4 separate regions of the Homo sapiens genome follow, and regions 1, 2 and 3 are each linked to region 4. A link is a contact called in ENCODE Hi-C or POLR2A ChIA-PET data. All regions are on one chromosome and are shown on one strand. Each heading gives the region's core, a stretch centred on a gene start or an enhancer-like site at or near the end of the contact. The rest is flanking DNA. Distances are from core to core; before and after follow the strand shown. Region 1 overlaps LINC-PINT (long intergenic non-protein coding RNA, p53 induced transcript). Region 2 overlaps LINC-PINT (long intergenic non-protein coding RNA, p53 induced transcript). Region 3 overlaps LINC-PINT (long intergenic non-protein coding RNA, p53 induced transcript). Region 4 has its middle 96 kb from the start of MKLN1-AS.

Evidence for each region. A loop is a pair of places that touch in the nucleus more often than their neighbours do. ChIA-PET counts read pairs that join two places held with the same protein, here RNA polymerase II (POLR2A). Pooled maps may share reads with other maps.
Region 1: a pooled map shows a loop between it and region 4 (2.3-fold over the local background). The contact joins two enhancer-like sites. A Hi-C loop is called at or near these places in 7 of 50 pooled maps. POLR2A ChIA-PET finds 5 or more read pairs at or near these places in 2 of 52 experiments (AG04450 and activated T-cell).
Region 2: a pooled map shows a loop between it and region 4 (4-fold over the local background). The contact joins two enhancer-like sites. A Hi-C loop is called at or near these places in 7 of 50 pooled maps. POLR2A ChIA-PET finds 5 or more read pairs at or near these places in 4 of 52 experiments (AG04450, CD4-positive, alpha-beta T cell, WTC11 and 1 more).
Region 3: a loop to region 4 is called in a pooled map, with 2.1 times the contacts of the local background. The contact joins two enhancer-like sites. A Hi-C loop is called at or near these places in 5 of 50 pooled maps. POLR2A ChIA-PET finds 5 or more read pairs at or near these places in 4 of 52 experiments (CD4-positive, alpha-beta T cell and WTC11).

What each region holds. Positions count from the first base shown.
Region 1 is chr7:131,025,972-131,028,671 of GRCh38, forward strand. All of the region lies in intron 3 of LINC-PINT (long intergenic non-protein coding RNA, p53 induced transcript), which reads right to left. Among named protein-coding and RNA genes, the nearest start is that of LINC-PINT, 83 kb to the right of the region's middle. RefSeq lists an enhancer at 1,469-1,608. Within about 2 kb of position 1,345, at least 21 of the 41 ENCODE cell types and tissues checked have a DNase peak (open chromatin) inside an H3K27ac peak, as active enhancers do.
Region 2 is chr7:131,006,597-131,009,499 of GRCh38, forward strand. The region is part of intron 3 of LINC-PINT (long intergenic non-protein coding RNA, p53 induced transcript); the gene reads right to left. Among named protein-coding and RNA genes, the nearest start is that of LINC00513, 95 kb to the left of the region's middle. RefSeq lists enhancers at 1,028-1,127, 2,797-2,846, 2,877-2,903. Within about 2 kb of position 1,480, at least 34 of the 41 ENCODE cell types and tissues checked have a DNase peak (open chromatin) inside an H3K27ac peak, as active enhancers do; they include CD4-positive, alpha-beta T cell, where a contact is called at or near this core.
Region 3 is chr7:130,980,728-130,983,667 of GRCh38, forward strand. All of the region lies in intron 4 of LINC-PINT (long intergenic non-protein coding RNA, p53 induced transcript), which reads right to left. Among named protein-coding and RNA genes, the nearest start is that of LINC00513, 69 kb to the left of the region's middle. Within about 2 kb of position 1,609, at least 6 of the 41 ENCODE cell types and tissues checked have a DNase peak (open chromatin) inside an H3K27ac peak, as active enhancers do; they include CD4-positive, alpha-beta T cell, where a contact is called at or near this core.
Region 4 is chr7:131,230,335-131,233,061 of GRCh38, forward strand. It overlaps a transcript of MKLN1 not described here. Among named protein-coding and RNA genes, the nearest start is that of MKLN1-AS, 96 kb to the right of the region's middle. RefSeq lists enhancers at 1,053-1,102, 1,513-1,562. Within about 2 kb of position 1,342, at least 17 of the 41 ENCODE cell types and tissues checked have a DNase peak (open chromatin) inside an H3K27ac peak, as active enhancers do; they include CD4-positive, alpha-beta T cell, where a contact is called at or near this core.

The DNA.
Region 1 (2,700 bases), core at 95-2,594, 200 kb before region 4:
AAGCAGAGGTTGCAGCGAGCTGAGATGGCGCCACTGCACTCCAGCCTGGGCAATAAGAGCGAATCTCCATCTCAAAAAAAAAGAAAGTGAGTCTCACATAACTAGCAGAACTTTCCTCTTTCACTGGCACATGAAAAAAAAAAAGCCACCTTTTTCATTAAAATGTTAAAATGGAATTTAATGAAAAGTCTGTGTTAAAGTCTGGGAGTGGTAGTGTTTCACAGAGGAAGAAAAATGTTTCTCATATCCTTCAGGTCACCTGAGTAGAAACCTATATAAAAAGGGTGAGTGTGAAGAGTTAAGAGGAAAACCTTTAGCAAACTGAGGTTGTTTCTACTTGCTAAAAGGGTCTCTCATTTCTATTCATGAATGGCCTTTCTACGCTTTCTCCTGAGCCACAGAAGAGGACATTTCAGCACAATCTAAGGTAGACTGAAACAAGTAAAACATCTGGATAAACTCCCCCATGAACACTGAAAAAAGAAACATGACTAATAAGCTCTCTTCTCCACATGCTGGAGATTCTACTGATGGTAACACATTCAGATACAAACACGTGAACCAATAATAACCAACCTCACTGCTAAAGCAGTCACTTGAAGCGATAACCTCACTTCTGCTTTCCCAAATAGGTGAGTATAAAATATATACATATATATATGAACATTCCCTTCCAAGACAGAGCATTAAAAAGATAAAGCAACACACACACATACACACACACACGCACACACACACCCCCCTTAATAACAGTGTGTGTCCTTTAATTAAATGTTGGCCTTTTTAATTTACTTATTTTAAGTTGTTGTTTCTGTGATCTCAATCTGACAAGGATTGCATTTGAGGATTAAAATTGCCGAGCACATACCTTTTTAGTTCCTCATCTTTTAATTACTACATAAGTGGTTGCCTAGGAAACCTCCAGACCGAATGATGAAACTCAAATGAATTCTCCTTTCTAAGCTTGCAGGTTTGACTCACTACCTTTGCTCCCCAAAAACTAAGTCCTCCGGAATTATTAAAGCCAGATATTTTTGCAACCTGGATGACATGCGAAAAAAAACATAAGAGGTGAATAATTATTTATTCTGAATACAGGTTTCTTAGGGAAATAAAAGTTAAAAAGGCCAAGTCCCTACTCACAGCAAATTCAGAAGAGAAATGCATGTCTTCAAATATACCCATACTATCTGTTACCAGGTAATTGTGGAGTGTTATTTTATGGCAGTATGTTAACATGGTAGTGATTAAACATTATAATGAAAGACAATAGAGAAGAACCTGGGAAAGCAGACCATGGAGACACCAAAGCAAAATAATGTCAGAGGGGGTGCAACCCCCCAATCACTGCAGAAATCACCCCTAGCTCCGCCCCCAGCTCCGCCCCCAGCTCTGGTTCCCTGTCCTTTCTTACAATCTGGCTCTACCTCTGCCCAGAATGACATGACATCATCACTGAACAGTGGCAAGAAAACATAGATCTATTTTGCTGTATGCCAAGTAAACAGGGCTGATCACCATACACAAATATGTATGCAACTTAGCATAAACGCATCTCAGAAGATTCTGTTTTAACCACAGCAGATGCACTGAAGTAGGCTCATCTGGCGGCCCTCGGAGGAAGGACCGAGTGTTGCATAATTCCAGCAAATGAGAGCAGAAATACTGAGAACAGCCAGAACACCCAGGCCAGATGGTACTGTGGTTCTGAAGCAGTGCCTGAGGCTAGAGACGTGAGCAGGCCCGGGAAAGACAGAGATGGGGCAAGTGGGCTCAGTGGCTGGAGGCAGAGTACACTCAGCAGAAGGCCTTTGACTACTTTCTCTCAGCCCTGATCTCAAAGTCTGGCTGCTTCCTCTAACATCCTTGCATCATGATCTTACCATCATTTACTTTAAATTTAAAAATTTTGAACCAACTCTTCTGGAGGAAAAGCAACAACCAATTTCCACCTCCATCCCCCCAGCTATGCTTCTGCCTCGGGGTAGAGGAGTTTGAGTAGGAGAGGAAAAGACAGATCAGAACTCAAGGCTCTCAGGCTGGGCACGGTGTGGCTCTTGCCTGTATTCCCAGCACTTTGAGAGGCCAAGGCAGGTGGATCACTTGAGGTCAGGACTTTGAGACCAGCCTGGCTAACATGGTGAAATACTGTCTCTACTAAAAATACAAAAATTAGCTGGGCATGGTGGGATGCGCCTGTAATCCCAGCTATTTGGGAGGCTGAGGCAGGAGAATTGCTTGAACCCAGGAGGCGGAGGTTGCAGTGAGCCGAGATTGTGCCACTGCACTCAATCAAGCCTAGGCAACAGAGCAAGACTCCATCTCAAAAAAAAGACAAAAAACAAAAAACAAAAAAACTCAAAGCCCTCATCATTTCTCCCCAGGATAACTAAACTTTTCTGCCAACTACTATTCCCACTGCTCCAACCTCACACTGCAGCTAATCCACTCCCTACAAGGATGGTCGAGATTTTCCTCCACTTAAATGAATTCCCTCCCTGGCTTCCACACTGCCCTCAGGATGAAAACCCAAGTTCCTCTCAGCTTAGTTTAGAAAGCTCTTCACCAGGTAGGTCCTTGAAAAACTTGATTGCATTCCACTGTAATCTCAAAATTGTCAAAGAAAAACTGTTCCGTACCTGGTCTGGAATAGAACCAAGTGGTCTGCTAGAAAATTCACAGTATCCTACTAGGAAGAAA
Region 2 (2,903 bases), core at 230-2,729, 220 kb before region 4:
AGGAGGAGAAAAGGGGGCAAGGTGGGTGAATAAGAAATATTAAATATTTCTTTGAATACTTAATTAGTTCAAACACACAGTTTGTTCCACATGCAGTCTGGTTTTACAATATATGTGAATTAAATCCTTCTAGTCACTAACAATCTTTCACTAAGTTGTATGTATTCTCTGCCCATAATACTGGAAGAATCTAGGTGAAAAAAAAATTGCCCAGTTTTTTCTCTGCCCAATTTTAAATCTTCATGTGTCCAGCGATGTCTGCATTCAAAGTGATTAGGCCAAATCACTGTCTTACCAGTTTTACTCCCAAAACTAAGTACAAATCCATTTTAATCTATTTATCTGTACATCAAAAGATTTTTCTCTAGAAAATACTTTTTTTTTTTTTTTTTGAGACAAGTCTTGCTGTGTCACCCAGGCTGGAGTGCAGTGGCATGATCTCGGCTCACTGTAACCTCTCCCTCCTGGGTTCATGCAATTGTCCTGCCTCAGCCTTCCGAGTAGCTGGGATTACAAGCATGCACCACCACGCCCAGCTAATTTCTGTATTTTTAGTAGAGACGGGGTTTCACCATGTTGGTCAGGCTGGTCTCGAACTCCTGGCCTCAAGTGATCCACCCACCTTGGTCTCTCAAAGTGCTGGGATTACAGGTGTGAGCCACTGCATCTGGCCTACATTTGTATTTTAAAAAGGTAAAATTAACAAAAGGTGCCCATCTACGTAAAAAAGTCAAAAGGAACCATCTACCTGCAAGGCAGCATGAATAAAAATGTAAAGGCAAACTTAACTGTTACAATAACATATCAGCTCTGAGTCTAAAGGAAAACGGGTGTTTGTCTAAGAAATGTGCTAGAGAGAACCAGCCAGTTTTAATGTGCCTTAAGCAATGAAAACCTGTTTCCTCCTTTCCTTCTTGTCCTTTTGAAAAGACAACATGTCACAGGGAGACGTTTTTCTAACAGCATCCATCCTGGTGACAAATGTTTGCCAAGGGTGGGGAGAGAGGAGGGAGGAAAGAAAGAAAAAGAGAAGGAAGACGCCATCTGCTGACGAAAGAGAAAAGAAGAGGAGGAGGAATTGGAAGGCGCCACTTCCGGGTCCGTGTCTGAGAAATACAACGTATCACCATAAGGCAGACTTCTACTCAATATAAGGAAGAACTTTATAATAATTGGAGGAATTCAAAGGCAGAATTGATCAGGGACCAAAGTTCAAGCAGGGGGTGGCGAGGTCTCCTCAGGCAGAATAATCTTTCGTAAGCTTCTCCCTCTTGAAGGAAGAACGGCCCCAGTTCAAGTAGAAGAAAATACTGTGCTTATTATTTTTCTCTAATTCTTAAATGTTTCAAATAGTCTCTATCTTGATAATTCACGATTCAAAGGACTGAGACTGAAACATCAAATAAGCAAGCACACAAATTTGCCTGACACCACCTGCCCCCACCCCTAGTCCCTGGGCCTTATTTCTGGGCTTGCTGCTGGGCTCTCCACGGGCAGCTGGCTGCCATCGCTCCGCTGGAGGGCGGTACCATGAGCACGGATGGGGCCCACATGGCAGGCAAAGCACTGGAAATTGATGCCGCACCCCGCTGCTGCCTCTCAGTCAGCAACTGGCCAAAGCTGATGTGTAAGTGACCCATGTGGGCTAACACTGAGGCCTGGTCCTTACACTGGCTCCCAGAGTGTCCAGCAAAGTTAGGCTCCAATTGTTTCCCTATCTCGCTTCCCTTAAAATGTTTCTTTCACCTTCCAAACAGATAACATACATCTCTGTCTCAGCGGAACTCAATCCAAGAAAACACCTCACACCATGATGATATAAAGATGACATAATCTACAAATCATTGAAGATTCTCATCTTGGTTTCTTAGATTTTCTAGCCACATATTTTAGACTCAGTTTTGTCACACAGTAACACAAAATATACAGGTATTTATACAACAAAATATTAATATAAAACAAGTTATCAGTCCTATGTTTGTGAAGACTAGAGAGTCCACTAGACTCATAAAAGGAATGATGAAGAATACTATCATTTCTTTCAATTTTTTCAATTCTGAGAGCGAGTGACTTTGAAGTCAAAAAGACAAAAATCACTGCAGTATAATGAAAAGAAATTCCAAAGCACTATTTTGTTATGTGGAGAAGTTCACTTTCACAATTACTAAAGGCTTACTGTGTGTTTCAGACGCTGTGCTTGGTCCTACCTAAAATACAAAATCAAGACCACCCAGGCCCTGCTCTAAGGAAGTCACTCTCTAGAAAGGGACAGAGACATGTAAGTAAATAATTCCACTCGAGTGTAATAAGTGCAATCATTCAACCTTGGACAAAGACACTAGAGGAAGGTCTGTCTGTAGGGGGAAAGGTCAAAAAAGGTTTTGTCATTTAGTATCATGTGAACAAGGTTCCCAAGGATTCCTCTAAGAGCTGACTGGGGACTCCAGGAGCGAGAGGGGACACACGAAGTAGAGACTCAGCCTGGGAGGAAGCAGAAGGGTGAAGCAGCTTTGTGCATTCATCTCTCCCTGGCTTCAGTTCAACAGATGGAAAATTAATAGGCATATGAAAATAAATAATTTTTTCTTCTAGATTATAAGATCCTCACGCTACATCAATAATTACTTACTTGACAAAAGTCAGAGACATTTTCTGTCTCAGAAAGAGCCTCTAAAATGCTGTGCCCTCATGAGTCACTCTGGTAGCATAAATCAGAGAAAAACTATCTGACTCAAATTACAGTTACTGTAAAAGTTCATTATTACTTACTAAAAGCCCTCAGGTCTACAGCCATTGGGGGGTGGGGGGGGGGAAGCCTCCTATTTTTAGAAATAAGACTTATTTTCTCATCTTCTGCATGTTTGGTTTAATTTAAACTTATTCTTGGAGTTTCAATAGACATT
Region 3 (2,940 bases), core at 359-2,858, 250 kb before region 4:
AAGTCTGCTTTATTATCTTCTCACAATCCTTTCAAACTCTGGATACCACAAAACAAAGTAATCCGAATTGTGCTATGTGCTTTAAAAATAACTGTAAATAATTAAAAGTAATTGTAAAATATAGGAAAATGTTAATCTACAATACTAATATTCGACTAAATTTTTGGTGAATCTGTTATATTTAAGGATACAGAAAGGCTTCGTTAATCATAATTGAAATCAGGACATAGTCAAAGAATCAAATGAGCAACTTCAACTTGGCTTCAATAACAAAACATTTAGAAACTTCTACAACTACCAACTACTCCAATGAGATCTTTTCAAAGCAGGAAATTGGGATACAATATCTTGTTTATTGCCTGTTAGCTTTAGAAACAGCCCTCAAAGATAGGTCAATGTTGGTTTAGTTTTGTTTAAAAGAACAATTTTGCAATTATAATCTTTAAAATTTGTCATATTTATGGAGAAATCTTAGATGTATGTACATAATTGCAATTCCTTTATAAACTTGCATCTGAAATCAGTGAGAATTTTGCTAAGACAAGGATGGTACAGAATCACTGTGATAATCTAACTAGAGTTTCAAAGTAAAGAAGCAATAGATTTCAGATTTTGTCTTTTTCCAGCACTAGCTTTATAGCTAGCACCAACCATACCTCTCACATAAGAAACCAAGCTGCAAACCTACACCAGTTAAAAATTAAGTTCTGCTACCATTTGATACAGCCATCCCACTACTGGGTATATATCACCCCAAAATCAAATCATTATATAAAAAGATACCTGCACTCGTATGTTTATCACAGCACTATTCACTAGAGCAAAGTTATGGAATCCACCTAAGTGTCCATCAACTGATGACTGGATGAAGAAAATGTGGTGATATATACAATGGACTACTACTCAGACATAAAAAATGAAATAATGTCTTCTACTGCAACATAGATGGAACTAGAGGTCATTATTTTAAGTGAAAAAATTCAGAAGTGAGTAGTCAAATACTACATGTTCTCAATGATAAGTGGAGCTAAATATGTGTGCACGTGGACATAACAGTGTGGAATAACAATCACTGGAGACTTGGAAGGGTGAGACAGTGGGAGGCGGGTAAGGCATGAGAAATTATTTAATGGGTACAATGTACACTATTCAGGTGATGGTTACACTAAAAGCTCAGGCTTCACTACTACACAATATATCCATGTAACAAAACTGCACTTGTACCTTTCAAATTTATACAAATAAAAAAATTCAGTTCTCATTTATCTTGGAAGAGTGAATTATCATTTCCAAAAGTTTTAAATGGATCTGAACCTTTATTTAACTGTCATTTTTCAGTCTCATTAAAAAATACATGAAGGTGAGGACTCAGGTTTTACCATGAAATCCTTTTCCCCTACTAGATTGCAGCTCCTTAAACTGGGTTATAATGTATGACTACATTTCAATTAATTAGATGTTGAGCTAAATGCTAAAAATGCTTGAAGAGATTAGGTAGATGACTTCAACACATTCCAATATACAAGCTCACTTGCACACTATGAAAGTTTAAGGTACTAAAAAATGACAAGGTGATTCAGCACAGAAAAACAATGCAACACTACACTTGGGCCAGCAGATGTCTCTCTACAACCCATGGCACCAACCAAGAGATAACCAGGTATCTAACAGCACAGAAGGATTGATCTTATTCGAAACGGTAAACAAAAGCATTCTTAGGTATTGATCAGGAGGAGAAGAATGTTCAAGTTCAGACAGAAAGTTGAGAAGGGAACAGTAGGTGAGAAAATAGAAACAGAAGCTTATTACAAAAGGAAGGAGAGAGCTCGGCCCATAAAGAATAAAGTTAAGGCAGGTTTGAGGCATTTTTAGGGGTAAAAAAATGCTGTAGAAGTTACTGAAGAATACAGGGAGAAGGGCAAGAAACCATGCGTCCCTACCATAGCACTGAAATACTGCAAGCTTGTCAAAGGACAACCGACTGACTAGCAGGTTAAGAAATCCACTTTGCTGGTTATGATGAACAATAAAAAGAGAGAAAAAGGGAAAAGAAAAAGTGATAGAATTAAAAAACTCTATCCCAGCTTGCATAAAGTAAGCTTCAGGAAACCACATACCCACATGTACAAATATGTGTGCTGGGCCCTAAGGTAACAGGTATTTCCTCCTGGGGGTTCTAATAAAAAGGTCTGAAAGCCATGGAGATATTCAGTGCACCCCCAGTGCCCCACCTCTCCCTCAAGCTAATAATGCCAGCTGCAAGACCTCCAAAACAGAAACATAACTGTCAAAGGTAATATCCCAAAATCCCCGAAGGAAGACATGGTAAAACATACATCATCATATTTAAAATAAACTATGTAAATTATGAAGCAGAAGTCAGGGCCGAGGAAGATGCAACATAAACTCCATGAGAGAAAAGTCTAACTACCAGATGCAACTCTCAGCCCCATCTCTGGCATCTTTTCCCACCCTGAATAAAGGGATGCTGAGGGGCTGAAGGGGAGCTGGCAGGAGAGACAGCAAGGCTGGGGACGAGGCGGATAGCAGGACATACAGCATCTATCTGGGCAGGAATTGGTGAAGATCCAGAGAGATGGGAGTGGAGTGAGGAGAAAGATAACCCATTCAATGTCAAATCCCATCACCAAGCAGAGGACTGGACACGTAATATGCCCCTTACTAACGTTTGCTGAAGGTGTCAGTAGGTCTCAGCAATGCCAACAATTTTATTACAATTACAGGAAGTTAGTGCCTAAGCAGGCATGATAGTTTGGAGCTTCTTATTCCAAGGTTATCACCTGCCATCATCAGAAAATGGGAGTGCTGCTGCTTTTAACTCTATCCTCACCATCTTTAGTAACTGTCAGCCATTTCAGTAGCCACCTGGAAGCTATGCTATGCTCCCCTGGAACTACGTCTTCAAGAATTTCAAAGAAG
Region 4 (2,727 bases), core at 92-2,591:
GGCCAAAAGGGGGTCTGTTTAGTTGGAGGGCTTAGTATTTTATATTTGATTTACAAACTTATTTATTGGTCACCAGAAGAAATCCCAGTGGTGGGGATGATGAGGAGGCAGCTGCTCTGTTTGCTGCTGAGTTACTTTCATATGTAGTCCCTTGTAGGGGCCAAAGCACCTTGGATGTTGATCCGTCATGTTGACTTCTGATTAACCCCAGTTCTGGGAAGGCTTCTAAGATTTCCAGTTTATCTGTTGTTCTTTATGTAAGAGCATGTATTTACCATACATCTTGCCCTTAGGTCAAAACAACCTTAATCATAAATCCTACCATTAGTCAGGTTCACATGGCATTCTTGCCTTTCCCTGCAGGGTCAATTTCAATTGCCCTGTGCCTTCCTTCCCTACAGTATATAAGCCCTGACTGAGTCTGGGAGAGTAATGGCATGGGGAGCCTCCATCTCATCTTGCGACTGACCGGGACATCATGGCTTCTGTTTATATGTCTCTTTTGGCCGGGCACAGTGGCTCACACCTGTAATCCCAGCACTTTGGGAGGCCGAGGCAGATGGATCACTTGAGGTCAGGAGTTCGAGACCAACCTGGCCAACATGGTGAAACCCCGTCTCTACTAAAAATACAGAAGTTAGCTGGGCGTGGTGGTGACGCCTGTAGTCCCAGCTACTTGGGAGGCCGAGGCACGAGAATCGTTTGAACCTGGGAGGCCGAGGTTGCAGTGAGCGGAGATCGTACCACTGCACTCCAGCCTGGGTGACAGAGCAAGACTCTGTCTCAAAAAAAAAAAAAAAAAAAAAAAGGTTTTAAATCTGATGGGCCTGGCAGGGCAGGAGAGGAGAAGATAAACATTTAACTACAGGATTGTAGCGGTACAGAGGAGGGACAGTTAGCATGTCAGGAAAAGATTCAGAGAGTTGATACTTAGGAACTGAGTCTTAACCTATCAGTACATGGCTGTCAAAAGATAGTTGGGACAAAGCACTTCAGGTACAACCCCAATTCTCGTTTCTTCCCCCTGTGTATCACTACATGCAGCCTGAAGCACTTGGCTCCATCGTCTTGAACCTGTACAGCTGTCTTCCCCTTGGTCCAGGTGACGTAAGGGCTTCCTTGGAAGCAGCAGCATTTATTAGTGCTGGTTCCAATCAGAGAACTGACATTAGAACTCTACTGTTGCTCTTGTGGCCAGGGCCAGGAAACAGCTGGAGTGGTTTGAACTCTCTGCAGGAGGATGGATGCGTTGAGGCTGGGCATGTGTGCATGCTCGTGCGTGCAGATCTGCGTCTGTGTGTCTATGAGTCTGAGTGTGTGTAGGTGTGTGTCCATTTGGATGGGTGGCTAGATGTTTATATGTAGGTGTTGCCACCAAAAACAAAAGTAGATATTCAGAAAACAAAGTGACAGCTCAAAACCTCAGACAAGCTGAAAGACTGCTCAGAGAAGGGGGAGGTTGAAACAACTTCAACCAAAACAAAATGAAACAGAGAAGGAAGTTGCATCAGAAGAGGAAGAATGCCAATGTCATGCTGAAGAACCACAAATGTCGCAAAATAAAAATAAAACGTGTGATTCTTATTTTACCTAGCCAAATATTATTACAATATTTTCTCCTTTAGAGTGTTAAAAATTACTGAAATTATAATATTTAGTTCAGCGAACATGAAGGACACAGAAAAACACAAACAAAAAATTCATTCCTATAATTTTTTAATGTTATATACATCATATTTTATTTATTTGGATCAGTGATTGATTTTAACTTTGCTTCCTACCTCCATATAAAAATTTTTCTCCAGCATTTAAAAAATATTAAAAACACGTTCTGAAATTGACTTATTGAAGAACATGTAAAAGGTCTCATTATTAGCACAAATTGAGAAATTATAATAAAGATACTCTAATAGCGAAGTGATTAAAGATGTCAGAACAAAAAATTATAGATCCCAGTGATGTTATTAAGTTTTTTCATTTCAGTTCATGTAGAAATGTTAGCTCCTTTGCCACAAAGAAATAAAAGAGTAGTTTTCCTTTTGATTAGATTCTTGTAACTACACACATGAAAAATTTATAGGATTGGTTTAGGTGAGGGGGTTTTATATATATAAACTGTTAATATAACATTGGAATAAGCTTGGCAACCAGGTCTCAGAGAAGTCTTTTGAATCTATTACTTTATAATTATAGTGATATTGATTGGCTTTCCATCACCTTCCTAGAATTATAATGACATCCAATGATTAACTGATTTGCCAATCTCGCAAATAGTTAAAAGAATATTGAGTTTTTGGCAGTGAACTAGGGAAGTTTGTGTGCTTTTTGTTAAAATGAAAAACTGTACTCCTCAATTGAATACATTTTTAGTACATACACGAGTTTACCAGCAAAGATAACTAGAGAGTGAGCTTGGTGTGCACACAGTGAAAGGAGCTTGGGAGGTTGAGATTGAAGTGAGCTACGATGCCACTGCACTCCAGCCTGGGTGACAGAGGGAGACCCCATCTCCAAAAAATAAATAAATAAATAAAAATAATTAATAATTAGGAAGAGAAAAGCACTGATCATGAGGAAAGGCAACCACTGAGTATGATGCTCACTTTATGTGCTTAAAGCGGGGACTCAGCAAATAATTGTGGAAGGAGGGAATGAGTGAAATGAGTGCATAAATAATAAGTACAAAGAAAGTGGCGTAAGTGTTTAATTCAAAACGAAGTTTAGACC